Regions from separate parts of the Mus musculus genome. Here region 1 is linked to region 2. Evidence: chromatin contacts called from ENCODE Hi-C or POLR2A ChIA-PET data. All regions are on one chromosome and are shown on one strand. Each heading gives the region's core, a stretch centred on a gene start or an enhancer-like site at or near the end of the contact. The rest is flanking DNA. Distances are from core to core; before and after follow the strand shown.

What was found. Hi-C counts contacts between places; a loop is a spot of excess contacts on that map. ChIA-PET counts read pairs that join two places held with the same protein, here RNA polymerase II (POLR2A).
Region 1: a loop to region 2 is called in a map of CH12.LX, with 2.6 times the contacts of the local background. The contact joins the promoter of Ahnak2 here to the promoter of Pld4 in region 2. A Hi-C loop is called at or near these places in 17 of 37 maps with a recorded cell type or tissue (CH12.LX, CH12F3, Patski and 8 more). POLR2A ChIA-PET finds 5 or more read pairs at or near these places in 3 of 5 experiments (Patski and embryonic stem cell).

What each region holds. Positions count from the first base shown.
Region 1 is chr12:112,792,306-112,799,375 of GRCm38, reverse strand. Ahnak2 (AHNAK nucleoprotein 2) reads left to right here and starts at 3,634. Exons shown (of 10, transcript NM_001378499.1): 1 at 3,634-3,763.
Region 2 is chr12:112,758,504-112,765,237 of GRCm38, reverse strand. It overlaps Pld4 (phospholipase D family, member 4), which reads right to left and starts at 4,583. Exons shown (of 11, transcript NM_178911.4): 1 at 4,455-4,583; 2 at 2,629-2,712; 3 at 1,675-1,841; 4 at 1,092-1,275; 5 at 670-790; 6 at 113-240. The coding sequence starts at 4,481.

The sequences.
Region 1 (7,070 bases), core at 2,385-4,884, 35 kb before region 2:
GGCAGATCCTCTAGCTTCCTAACCTCCTGGGCCCTGGCGGCTGTGCCCACCTCCACCTGGGAAGGCCTAGTCATTGCCCCTGCTGGGAGCATTTTACTCCAGCCCTCTGTGTCCTCCCTTCTGTGACCTCCTCCACACCCTATACTGAAGCTGTTTGTGTTTCAGGTGCAGCTTGGGTCGGCTTGGCTAGGGAGGAGAGGTTCTAGCCGTGGCAGAGAGAGTGAGACGCTTATCTTACCTGGGCATCACTACCACCCAGGAGCAAAACGCCAAGATCTCACCAGCTTTGATCCCTGCCCAAGAGGAGGAGGCAGATCCTGCACTCAGGGATGGTGTCAGGTCTGAGTGATGTCCACTCATCCCTGCCTGCCCACTTAGTGAGAGCTGCTACCACTATAGCCAAGAGGTCCCAAAACGCTGGGGAGAGAGCAGACAGTGGCCTGGATACATGGAGGAGCCACGGAGGGCTCAAAATCCATGAGGAGGGAGACCACAGGGCAGCAGTAACTACGTTCACCAGGCTGGATCTGCGTAGGGGACAGGGGCTGGGGAAATGGAGTTGGACAGAAGGAAGAATGTATCTGTGAGTTTGGACCAGAGTCATAGGTGGAAACATTGAACTCCCAATTTTGGACCCCATTCTAAGGGAAGCTGCTGTCCTGCGAAGGGCATTTCTCTTCCTGTTCTCTGCCTCTGTCTCTGGGTTTCCCTTTATTTTTATTTATTTTTATTTTTTTATTTTTTGGAAGTCACAGGCCAAGGGAGCCAAGGCCTGCCTTGCTGGGATAAATATTTAATAGTCAGAAGCACTTTCTCAGACGGAAAATTGGATTGGGGCCCAGGAGGCCTGGGGCGGGAGGCTGTGTTCCCCACTCCCCACACCCCACACATGGCAGAAACACTTCCAGCCGCTCCTGCCACGGGCTGTGAGCTCCTCCCTGGCCAGCACGCTGCAGTGCACACCTGGCCCCAACCTGTACATGTGAGAACAGAGGACAGAGCTGAGGTCACTCTCCAGGGTCCTGGCTGTGAACTTAGTCCTTTTATCCCAATGGTGGGCAGAGTGGCTGGGTGTTGTGAGGCAGTCGGAAAGGGACCTCGAGTCACTTTCCTGACCCAGTAAGATGCAGGCAGCAAGGGTTCCACACAGCTCAGGGCCTCACCCGGACTCTTCCACAGCTTGTCATCTGCCCCTTAGGGGCTGCCCCACACTGAGATTTGCAACTGCAGGTGACTCAGCCCTTCCCAGTGGAGTCTGCCCCCCCCCCCCGCTTGCTGCAGAGTGGAGGACCGGACCGAGCAGAAGCTAGCATGCAGGCAGTGCAGTCCAGTTGCCCTGTCCCTCCCCGTGCCTTCTTGGATCCTCTAGTGGCCCTTGTTTCCTGAGAGCTGGACCCTCTGTAGGAGGAAGAAAGGCAGCCTGTCACAGATGCCTGGCTGCCAGCCCACTATTGGGTGGCTCCTTCACTGGCAGGCCTTGCTAGAGGGTGGGCGGGTGGCAGAGCACCCAGGCCGTGCTGTGACGCATCCCCTGGGAATGCCCTCAGCTGAGTCACTAGCAGCTGCCCCCAGCCCCACCCGGTCTCGTCACTGTCACTGCCAAGTTCCCATGTTGTTAAAGAGCTGGGCTGGGGGGGGGTGGGGTCCTGGCAGCTTCCAGCAGGACTTGTGTGTGCAGTGGGCGTCGCTCGACACATCCAGACACCTGGGTCTGTGACTCAGCAGATGTCCAATGCCCTCCACAGACTCAACCTGACCACTGGGTCTGCTACGTGGAATCAAGGATTGATCAGGGTGTGTGGGCATCCTTAGGATCTGAGGTAGGCAAAGCCTGCTGAGAGTCGAGTGAGCGAGCCCCTCTGGGTTGGATATGGGCAAGAGGCAGCTCATGAGGCCCCCTAGAATCGCAGTTCCAACTCTTCTTCCCTACTGTCAACCGTCCCCAAGCCCTGTCGTCTGTCCCCAAGCCATCCATCCGTGCAGCAGTATGGTGCACCTTAGCTAGGAGCTTGGGGTGGAGGTGATCATGGGTCCTCAGGTGGGTGGGGCAAGGGACAGAAGAGGAAGGGGGGAGTCAGAACTGTGGGGCTCACAGGTAGAGGGGCTGATGGGATGGATGACCTGGCTCAGGAGAACCCAGTGGCAGCAGGGGAGCTCCAGGACAGCATTCTCCCCCCTCACTCCATCTCCAGCTCCCGGACAGCATTCTCTCCACCCCCACCCCCCCACCTCCGGCTCCCTGATGACTCAGCCAGCCTCACTCCACCTAGAGCTGACAGTTTGGTTTGGTTTGGTGTCAGGCAGTAAACAGAGTTCCCAGGTGAGAGCTGTCTTGGGGGTGGGGCCGTGGAGCGGGAGGTGGGGAGCTGGCCTGGCTTGTGCCCTGTAAATAGAGTTGTTTTCTCCATCCATGACCGTTAGGTTTTCAGGCCAAGGTTGGGGGAAGGAAGCCTGTCCGGACTGAGGCTGTCCCTGAAGCCTCTTTGCCCACCAGTGACCCCTGCCTTCTCCCGTCCTTGGGGCTCTCTGAGGTGGCCTCACTTGCCTCTTCCAGTGGCTCTCATTTCTGGCCTGTTATGCCGATCTGGGATCTGGTGTGTTTCTAAGGGCTGCCCTTGTTGACCGTTCCCTGTCCTCGACCCCTTAGCCTTAGCTGTGCGTGCAAGCCTGCTGTAGCCTGTCCACAGGTGCAGGTGCCCAGAGCCGGCACTGGGATCCCAAACAGCGACAGCTAGTACACCCAGTGGTTCCTGCCTGGGTCTGCTGGCCACCTAGAGCTAGCAGGGGCTGAGAGTGGAGCTGGTCTGAGGGGAGAGGGAACAGAGCTGAGCAATGGGAGCCTTGAGGGCTGAAGCCCAAGGATGCATGCAGGCTTCTCATCCACCACTAATCTCTAAATAATAAGGGTACAAGGGAAGCACAAATGTCAGTTTCCAGTTCCAGCTACACCTATTTTATGCAGTACCATTCACAGCAGCTCAGGTTCAGGAGACATCATTTGCCAGAGGGTTAGGTAGGAAGGTGTTGTGTTGGTTAAATGGTGTGTGTGTGTGTGTGTGTGTGTGTGTGTGTGTGTGTGTGTGTGTGTGTTTTAAAGACAGGATCTCACCGTGTAGCTCTGACTGTTCTAGGATTTGCTATGAGGACCAGGCAACTCTCAAAATCACAGAGATCTGCCTGTCTCTGTCTCCCAGGTGTGAACCACCACACCCAGCCCCCTTCTCTTTCTAGAACCCCCAGCCACCACAAGGGAAACTGAGACCCAAGGCTTGAGAATGGGAGAACCTGCTTCATATCTGCGTATCCACACAAAAGGCGGCTGCTTACACAGTAACTGGCTGGGGTAGTGGTTGTGAGTCAGACAGCAGGCGTTTCCTCTTCAGGTCAGCTGCCTGAGCTGGTGGGGGTTGGGGAGCTGGGGTGGGGTCCCTGGCTCCCAGAGATGGAATGGAGCATGTGAGGGGAACCACCCACTCCCTCTGGTAGGGTGTGTGTGTGTGTTTGTGTGTGTGTGCGCGCGCGCGCGCGTGCGCTCGCTGGAGGGGGGGTTGGACGGGCTCTTAGCCTGGCTGAAGACATGGGAGGAGGGACAGTGAGAGGAGGGACTGTGGAGGGGAGGATCTGGTGGGAGGTAGCCGGCCCAGGATCTCTTCTAGACAAGTTTGGGAACGTGTCCTCTTCGGAGAAGTGGCTGCACCCCTTCTGCACCCTGTCCCCTCCTGGGCTCAGCCCTGCAGCACCTGCCCCTCTCACCACTCAGCAGGTCAGAGGGGGCCCGATGGGCAGCCAGCAAGGGAGGCCTCAGGGGCAGAGCTGGGCCGGGCATCTTCCTGCTGATGTTGAAGGATGGGGGGTGTCAGTTCTTTGTGGCTCCAAGTAACTTGTGCCAGGGCCAGCCAGGCTGGGTTGGGAAAAACGCTAACAAGGAACTGTCTGAGGGCTCGGGACTAAGAAGGCCTGGAGCAGTACCTCCCGGTTTGCACTGCAGGCTGTGGGCTGCCACAGAACTCCCAGTGTCCGAGCCGTGCCGCTGTCTGGTGTAGGTAGTAGCTTTTGTTTGGAGGAAGCCTAAGTTGTGAGGGACCTTGGTGCCAAAGGGACCAAATAGCTATTTTAGTAGCAGGATCCAGAACCGCAAGGTTGGGTCTTGTGGCTCAGGGAGAGGTCCCCAGATTTTGTCTACTGATCTGGTTTGATGTACAAAAGCCTGGGGTGGCCATAGAAGTTGGCTCAGACAACAGCCAACTTGCTTACTGGGGGTATCCAAGATGGGACTGGAGTTGTGGACTACCTACGTTGGGTCACACTGTCCCTGGTGTCCAGAATTTTGTCCTTTTACTCAACAGAGTGGGGTGGCTGGTCTGTTCTTGGGTGGTTGAGGGTGTGGCGGCTTCTGCTGGCTTCTGAGTCTTTGGGGGTTGATGGGCTTAGTATATTTCTTGTGTCTCAGATTCTCCAGATACAGCGGCTGGCCTGGGCCCACCTACTGGTCCTTTGCATCTCTTTCTAAGTGTCTGGGCAGGGGTGCTCATTGCCGTTTTATTTTGATTTTTGAGGCAGGTTCTTTCTCAAATAGCCTGCACTGGCTCTGAGCTCACTGTGCAGCTCTGACCGACCAGCCCTGAGTTTCCTGTCATCTTGGCTCTGCCTCTCGAGTGCCGGGATTAATGGCCACAAGTTGCCACAGGAGTTTTGACCACTTCATTTTCTTTCCCTTCCTTAGCCATTTCTTGTACTAGTGCTCATTGTGTATCAAGCTCCCTCCAAGTCCTTGGGAGATGTAGAGACAATCGGCAGGACTGCCTCACTGCCCGCTTGTTTGCCTGGGGGTGGGGGGAGGGGCGCAGAGCAGCCTATGAAATGTCCCACATGGGAGAGGGCCTAGGCACAGGGAGAAGCAGTGAGCTGAGGCAGGGGGAGAGGTCTTGCAGAGGTGATTCCAGGAAGCTTGTTTTAAGAAAGAAAAATGTGAACATTTTCCTGGGCCAGGCTGGTCTATACGGGGAAGAGTTCTGGCCCTGGACCAGGTGGCTCAGCCCTTCGGAGCTGGCTCTCTTCCTAGTCTCGGTCTTATCTCCAGAAGCACTGGGGGATGGAGTGGGCAGGCCCGCCACTGCCTGGGGTGTTGCTCCACAAGGTCTGAAAGTCTCATGACAGTCATCCCAGCTTAGCACTTGCTTTGTGAAGTTCCAGGACTGGGCGAGGCCTGAGGACATGCAAGGTGGGGTGCATGCGAGCTCATGAAGATGCAAGGATCCCAATCTGAAAGCAGAGGCCTTCCCAGTGTGAGCCTGCCCTGGGCCCTAACTGCCACTGCTTCATATTGGGCTGTTGCTGTAAGCTCAGAGGGGCACCCCTGGCCAGACACGTCTATACATGTCTCGGGCTACTGGACAGCTGTGGATCTCTCAGCCAGTTTTCTCAATGTCCTGGTAACATGCAAATACGCCCTCCGAAACAGGCCCCACCTGGAAGTCAAAGCAGTCTGAATGCAAACTCTAGTTTTGTTTAAGTGAATGTCCCACCCTGCCTCCATGGCCCTGCTGTCGGTCCTCAACAGAGAGGTGACCATGGATGGTGGGGGCAGCGTGCCTTTCTGTGGAGCCCCTGCCTCCCTCCCTTACTGTCCCCCAGGCTGACATGTTCACCTCTACCATAAAACAGCCCAGTTCCTGGAACTCCAACTTCTCCAAACCGGGGGCCTCCACCATGGCACCCCCACCGTACCCCTACCCAGCCCCACCATGCCCTGAGTGCAGGTTTGTGCCTGTAGGAGTGGGGTGCTAACGGCAATGTTTGGGACTGAGCGAAGGGTTTGTGGTGTTGAGGAGGGACCAGGGAATTTGGGGGGAATATCAGGTGACAGTGGCCAGACCTGCTAGGCTTGGCTCAGGTGTGTCCCCATCTCCTCCTCTATAAAACAGGGCTTTGGTGACTATCAACAACCTGTGTCATTATCAAGGTGGCAGTGTTCACAGCTGGGCTGTTTACAGAGCTGCCTCTGAGAGACATATGTGGGCAGGTACTTAAGTAGCTTCCCTGTCGCCCAGGCCTGGGCGTCGGGTTCTAGGTGGGCGAGGCTGGGCTCTCAGGCTTCCGTCCTTCCCACAGCTGGCAGGGGCAGGCAGCCTCCACTCTGCAACCAGGAGGGTTTCCATGGCCTCTTTGTGCATTCTTGGGCAGGGGTGGGGTAGGGACGGGTGGGCTCCTGCTAGCCCCTGGAGTAGAGCCTGGTGGCAAAGTCCATGCCTCTGAGCAGGGCCATTGCTCTCATCCTTACAAGGAAAAGAGGGCTGTGTGGGTGGGATTGTGAACACGGGAGCTTGCTAACCCCAGGCAGCAGGGCCAGGGCTGGTCCGCCTCTTGCTTCCTTCCCTCCCTCCCATCTTGGACCTCCCAGCACAGAGTGCATCTTACTTACTAGATCTCAACAGCTTCCCTCAGGGGCCTTTCACACCCGTGAGACTCCCCTGAAACAGATCTGGAATACAGTTTCTCAGGGGTAGGTCACTACCTGCCTGTGGGGGTCTTCCATTCGAACTCCAACCTGACCCAGTTCTGAGCTTGGGCCTCGGGCAGGAAACAGGAAGATAGAGGTTTACCTACCCTGGCCTGGGTTCCAGGACGGGGAACTGACCCAGACGCCTCTTTCCACATCCCCTGCCCCTTCCCCTTCTCTCTCCATCCCTGAAGTCAGTGTGCACCTAGGGCAAAGTGGATTCTGGGAGCAACCCTGGGAGCCCCAGCATTGGTGGGGTGCAAGGACAGAGACTGGGGGAGGGGGATGTGATGGAGCCCGATGGTTGACTAACTTCTACCACCAGGTTATGAGGTGGTGGCCCGTGGGACATGCACATGGGGTTCGGGGGATATTTCGTTCTTGGGTGTTATCTTGCCTAAGGTCGGTTTTATGAATGGGGAAATTGAGACTCTCTGGCTTTGCTGATGTCCTGGAGTTCATAGTTTAGCCCACAGAGTAGTAGTAAGGAGAAGATGGAAGCCAACAGTCCTTCTTTGGGCCTCCCCACCTCTCCTGGGAGGACCAACCCCCAAAGCTCCATCCCTAGTCC
Region 2 (6,734 bases), core at 3,334-5,833:
TGCTTGCTAACTCCTCCCAGTACCAGCTTTCTTCAGAAACAGCAGCCCTTGGAGATGGCGAGGGGAGAAGCTGCCCCTGGGCCTCATCCTATCCCTGGGCCTTGGGACCCACCTGAGTCAGGGACCGCCAGTCCATGTTGGCACTGCCCACGTAGATGTGTCGCCCATCCACAACCCAGAATTTGGAGTGTAGAACACCCCCAGTAAGCTGTTTCATGGGCACTTGTCGTATCTGGGCACCTGCAGGAGACAAATAGATAAATGGATGGATGGACAGATGGAGAGCCAGCTCTTTAATGCTAACTTCAGAACTGCCTAATAGATCTGCCCCGGTCCCTCTGCCCCTGTTGGTGTTCATTCATTTTACCCTCAGAATGACCCCACTGATCAAGGCTGTTGCAGGTGAGAAAACAAAGATACAGGCTTCCCTGAGACCCCTCTCTCTAGACAGTCAAGGTCATAACCTTAATGATGCATGTGCCTACTGCCTTTTCCCCTGTAGCCTCTAGCCCAAGGCTTTCTCTAATGTTTTCCTTCTCAGCCCTGAGTTCAAGTCCTCCAGGGTCCTGGAGAAACTTTTCCATCCACCCTAGCAATCTTGCTAGTCTTTGGCTTTATCCCCTGGTGCCAGATCTCAGCACAGCAGAGCCCCAGCATGCAGACACCTACCATGGGCAGCCAAGACCTGGAGGTCAGTGGATGTCTTGGCCAATGTTGGGCTGTGGGTGGCCACCACCACAGAGATGTTCCTGAGAAGAAGCTGTTGGAACTTCTGTAGAAGGGCCTCTCCCTGCAAAGCCAGGCTACCATGAGAAGCTACCTCAAGCTGGCCCTTTGCCCACAGGGTAGACCAAGGTTTGGCTCATGACTAGAGGCCAAAAGATGACATCATGCATGCGCAATCCTCAGTCCCTCTGCTGCTGTCCCAAGAGTCACCCGAAGGGCCTGGCCTTGCTCTAACCCAGCCCCAGCCCAGAGCTGAGCCCTGGGCCTGGCTGAGCTCTGAACAGATAGCAGCCCGACTTGCTGAGCCCTTGACATCCAGGGAGAGACCTGTGCCTCGTAGCCAGAAAGCAAAAACAAGGACCAACCTGCCGAGAAGACGAGTCATTGACTCCAATGTCCAGTCCAGTGAGGGACCAGTAGTACGAGGCAATGTGGACGCTCTCCCGAGCAGTGTCAAGAAGCTGCAGCCAAGCCTGGGCCAGGGGCTGGGCAGTGGGGCTGCCAGCTGCAAATGGCAAGTCCTCAGGGATGCTTTCCACAAGGATGAGCCTAGGGACAGAACCCAGGGCAGACCAAGCTGTATCTATCGGAGCCACTGGCCAGCCATTTGTTCCATTCCTGCCACCCAGCCGGAGGGAGGGACTGACCCCAGGTGGCTCCAGGGCCTGAACCCAGGCCAAAGGTACAGAAAGAGGACAGTGAGATGGGAAGTTTTAGCCTGAGTCCCCCAAAGCTGAAGTACAGGAGACTATACAGTGAGGAACCTGGGGATGGGGCATGCTCAGCCCAGAGGGGCCATGAGGTGTTCTCTTGGGGAATCCAGACTCCATCCCTGGGACAATCACAGCCTTACTGTGAGCTAAATCACCCGTTCAGGGACCCAGTGAGGCGGCACCCAGCCCAGACACATAGCCTACAACCCTGTGAGAACCCCTGGTGTACACTCACTGACAGGAGTTATTCTGCTGCTCAGCGTCTCCTTTCAGGGTCTCCCAGGACCAGGAGGGCACTTCCTCAGGGAACATCCGATGACTGGTGAAAGAAGTGGCCCCTTGCCACAGGAACAAGATGAGAGTCACAGAGCTGAGTCCCAGTACAGCTAGCATCCCCAGTACCTGCATGAGGTGACATTTCAATAGTCTTCCTAGCAGCCAGGACAGCCCTCCCTGTCCTATAACAGATACTGTCCAGGCTCTTGGGGAGGGATTGGGGGTGAGCAAGAGGGGATGAGGGACGCACAGAGCAAGGCCTGGGTGGTGTAGGTGGTCCATAGCTTTCTCTATGGTCCACTCTGCAGCGAGGAGACCTAGACAAGATATGCAACAGGCTAGGTCACCTTGTTCTGGTGTGCACCCCCCACCCCCACTGCAGGGCTAGTTTTGTACCCTCTAATCAAACCCCCAGACCTAATCTTTGGGAAATTAAGAAAGTTTGGGGGCCTGGAGAGCTGGTTCAGCAGTTAAGAGCACCAACTGCTCTTCCAGAGATCCTGAGTTCAATTCCCAGCAACCACATGGTCGCTCACAACCATCTGTAATGGGATTCAGATGCCCTCTTCTGGTGTGTCTGAAGACAGTGACAGTGTACTCATATACATAAAATTAAAAAATAAATCTTTAAAAAAGGAAAGAAAGAAAGAAAGAAAGAAAGAAAGAAGAAAGAGAAAGAAAGAAAGAAAGAAGAAAGAGAAAGAAAGAAACAAAGAAAGAAAGGAGGAAAGAAAGAAAGAAAGAGAGAGAGAGAGAGAGAGAGAGAGAGAGAGAGAGAGAGAGAGAGAGAGAGAGAGAGAGAGAGAGAGAGAGAAGGAAAGTTTGGATGTGGTTCTGATTAGGAATTGGGCTTAAACTTGTTTTCAGAAGACTGAGTCCCTGGCCAGACTTCCTTTAGGATCTCCTGACCTACCATGCCAAGTCCGCTATGTGGATCATGAGATGTGGAGCAGGGCCAATCAGAGACCTCCACTGCTGTCTGGAGTGGTATCCGCATCTGTACAGAACAGTCTGTGTCACCAGCAACCCCAGCTCCATGGTGTCACCTCCTTAAGCAGTCCCTACAGAGGCACTCTCCAGCCTTCAGACACCAGTCACAGCTCAGGCATGGCCTCCCGCATGGAACCCATGCCGGCTGAGCCTACACCTTTCCCAGGGCTGTGTCCTGCTTGTACCCTATGGCTCCCTCAGTGTCCCCTGATTTGGTGTCTTGAGTATGTGAATCTCAGTTCCTTATTCCAACCACAAGTGAAACCAGGCCTGAAAGTGCAGTTTCTGCTTGGGCTGCCTCATCCACCCTTCCTTATTAGCTATGAGCAGCTGCTTCCCTTCCCCAGCTGGCCCCCAAGTGTGGCCCCATGGTAGGCAGCTGGCTGTAAAGTGGGGCATGGCAAAAGGGCCACCAAGAGCCAAGCCTGGCCCTGCACTGCTGTCAAGGCTGGGGACGGCAAAGGAGGCTACAGCTAGTTAGGGTGGAGAACTCACCATGTTCCTTCAGTGGAGTCACTACAGAGTCAGGCCAGTCATTCAGGAGGCCCTGTGCACCCCAGATGGGTCACCCAACCCCTGGCACAGACACGAGCAAGGCACTGACTTCCCACCCTCCCAGCCTGAATGCTGTTTGGAACCTAAGGCACTGTATGATTGTAGTTGGTTGGTTGTGGAATCTGGGGGCTTCTTCAGTTCTGTGGGTCAGGCTATCACTCCAAGAGTGGTGAGACTAATTCCACTGTCCCTTAAGGGTTGTCTTGGACAGCAGCCTGTAGGCATGTGGCTAACCTTAGCACAGGGAATGGATTATAGGAGATAGGCCTGGGGCTCTATCTACCCTCGATGCCCAAAGTTACGGGGAAGTGGAGCCTAGAAACCACAGTGAGAGGATGGGGGCGGGGGAGAGGACCAGAGTCACCCACAGAGGCCCAGCACCCTCTTACCAGAGTTCCTTGAAGAAGGGAGTCAGGAGGTCACTTCCATCCAGATCATGGCTCATGTTCTTAGATATATCTCCCACCCTACCCATAGCAGGCAGCTCAAGTGACCGAGGCAGCTTCAGAAACCTAGCTTCTGGCTCTGACCAGTCTTATAATGTCCAGTGGGGCACAGACATGAGGTTCTGGGCCAGGGTTACCAGGCAGGGCTATCCCTCAAAGAGCTGCTGGCCTACCTCTCCCAGCTGCTCTGAGAGAAGTGTTCTCATCCCCTAAAATAGTTGGATTGGCAAAAAGGCAAGAATGCAGCAGCCGTAATCTGGGACTTCCAAGGGCCACAGACTTCTGACCTCCTTGTGGTCACTGGGAGCTACTCTGAGGTCAGGGTAGGAGAACGATGAAGGGCGGCTCTAAGCATCTGCAGACCTGTCACATCCTTGGTCCCTGTGGGTCTTTCGAATCCTTGGGGTGGGACTGTCTGGCTAGAGGGAAACACTCCCTGGTACTGGCATATCAGGAGAGGGGTGAGCTGGGGGATGGGCTTTAGAGCCCCCTGAGCCTCAAGGTTCTGGGGTTCCTGCCCTGTGGGCTAAACTGTGGACCCGAGGCGTGGGATAGGACAAAGCTGCCCAGTGGCTGGAGACTTTGATACCCATTGACCCTGGATCCATAGATCAAGCAAGGAGTGGACATCTGCCAGCCAATCTGGGTGGCTTGTGGGACCTAGGGTGCTGGGAGGAGGGGACTGTGGGAGGTAGACAGACACCCCTCTTGAGGCCCTCTGTCTGGCTCTAGCCTGGCTACCACTTACCTCTGGGTGCTCTTTCTTCTTGTCCATCCTGGTTCCAGCCACTGTCTGCAGGCTTTGCCTGTGCAGGCAGGCACCTGCCTCCTCTCTGGCCTGCTGCTTCCCCCTTCCATTCACTTCCTCTTTGTTCTGAGCACCCCACCCCCACGTCAAGACAGATCGGGTCTCTAGGGGGCGGAGCTGAGAACTTTCACCTCTGGAGAAAAATCTACCCTGCTTGCTCCTAGAGAGGGTCCCTCAGTCATAAACCAAATGTTGGAATTAAGTTTGACTGCAAACACCAAAGTCTCAAGTAAGAGAGCCTCAAACTGACTTAACTTCTCCAGGGGCTCATATATTGAAGACTGGTAATTTTATTGAAGTTGCATCATGAGCTAATTAACAAATTGTGCAATGATAGCCATGATGGGAGGAGGTGGAAACTGTGGAAGGTGGGGCCTGATTGGAGGATGTAGGTTTCTGGGGCAGGACTTGGCTCGCCATGTCTTATGCCTGGGTTCTTCATCTCTCTCTGCTTCCTGTCTGTTATAGGGCAAGCTGCTTCCCTCTGCCTTGCTGCTGTTACTATGCCTGGCCACACTCTAGTTCCATGGGAATGGCAACAGCTGACATTGGTTAAAACCTCTAAAGCTGCAAGCCAAAATAAGTCCTTCATCCTTCAAACAGTTTACCTCAGGTCTGCGTCATAGTGAAGAAAAACTGACTGACCCACCAACCATACCCTGCAACCAGTTTCTGGAGAAGTTATCAGTGACACAGTCACAGGAAGTCTTAGCCTCCAAACCCTGGAATTCAAACTTCACAGCCCTAGAATGGCTTCCAAAGCTCAGCCATCACCTCATATCCCTAGCATAGAATGAAGCATCCCCAGAACACTTCTGGAGACTGGAAAGGGAACTTCCATTTATCTATATTAGCTACAACTCAATCTACGCTTGGCCACAGGGCCATACCTAGCTGCAAGGGAAGCTGGGATCTGGAGGTAGCCATGACTCACCCCGCTGAGGAATTCAGGTGAGGCTGTTCCCTGGCCTGTCCACAAACATAGGCTTACTAGTGGCTCCTTGAAGGGATTCTGCCTCCCCTCATAGTCCAAGATGGATCTTCTGAAGACCAAACCTTGTTGCCTTTAGATCAGGGTCTTGGGAACAGCCCCAACTTTGAACAGGGTCCAGGTTGACTTCCCTCCTCCTTGGCAGGCAGTAGGCCTCAGTTCAGGGATATGGCCTCAGAGTGTCCTCAGGGGAAGAGTGCCAACCTCACAGGGTGGGGAGTACTCCTGAGGAGCAGGGCCTGACCTCAGTGACCCGTGTCCAGCCTGGTGGGCAAGAAAGTGAGCAGAAAAGGGACCATCCTTCACTTCCTGTGGGATAATGCCCTAACTTGGCTTTGGGGTTGTTGTGGGTTATCCACCAGAGAAGACAGCGCAGACATGGGTCTAAGCCAATAGATTCAGGATCCCATTGTAGCCCCAAGCCTTTCTCAGGGTGAGCTTTTTTTTTAATGCATTTTATACAACAAACATATTAATAATATTGAGTATTTTGAGCATCAAATAATACATAACAATTTGCTCAATTTTATATTCATATCCTTTCATACCCTAAAAATATCATTAATGAACACTTATTACTATCCATAACTGAGGATCCTATATCTAATGTTGAATGCTAAATTGTTCCAAAACATACAAAGTATTCTTTGGGAATTAAGCATAGTAAAAGAGCATAAAATATTAAAAATGAGTCATTAAGAAATATATTCCAAAGCCCTTATATGATACCACCTGACATAATGAGAGAGAATTTATAACATATTATATATCTGTGTATATTGTCTAACTATAAGTTTACTTTAAAAAGATTATCAGTGTCTCTAGGAGAGAAATTATTTCATCAGTAAGTATATTTTTAAAATTTCAAAATAGCAAAAACTCTTTGAAGTTAAACATTAAGAAAATTCTAATTTCAAGCACAGTGAGAAAAATTATCAGTGATATTTCCATGATGCTTGTAGAACATGATTTTAATATTTTCAACTGTTAATATTCAACAAACAGAATAATTATTTTAAGATATATTTCATTGTTATGTCTCCCTTTTCATTTCTGGTTTTATTAATTTGGATACTGTCTCTGGTTAGTCTGGCTAAGGGTTTATCTACCTTGTTGATTTTCTCAAAGAACTAACTCCTGGTATTCTTGATTCTTTGTGTAGTTCTTTTTGTTTCTATTTGGTTGATTTTATCCCTGAGTTTGATTATTTCCTTCCATCTACTCCTCTT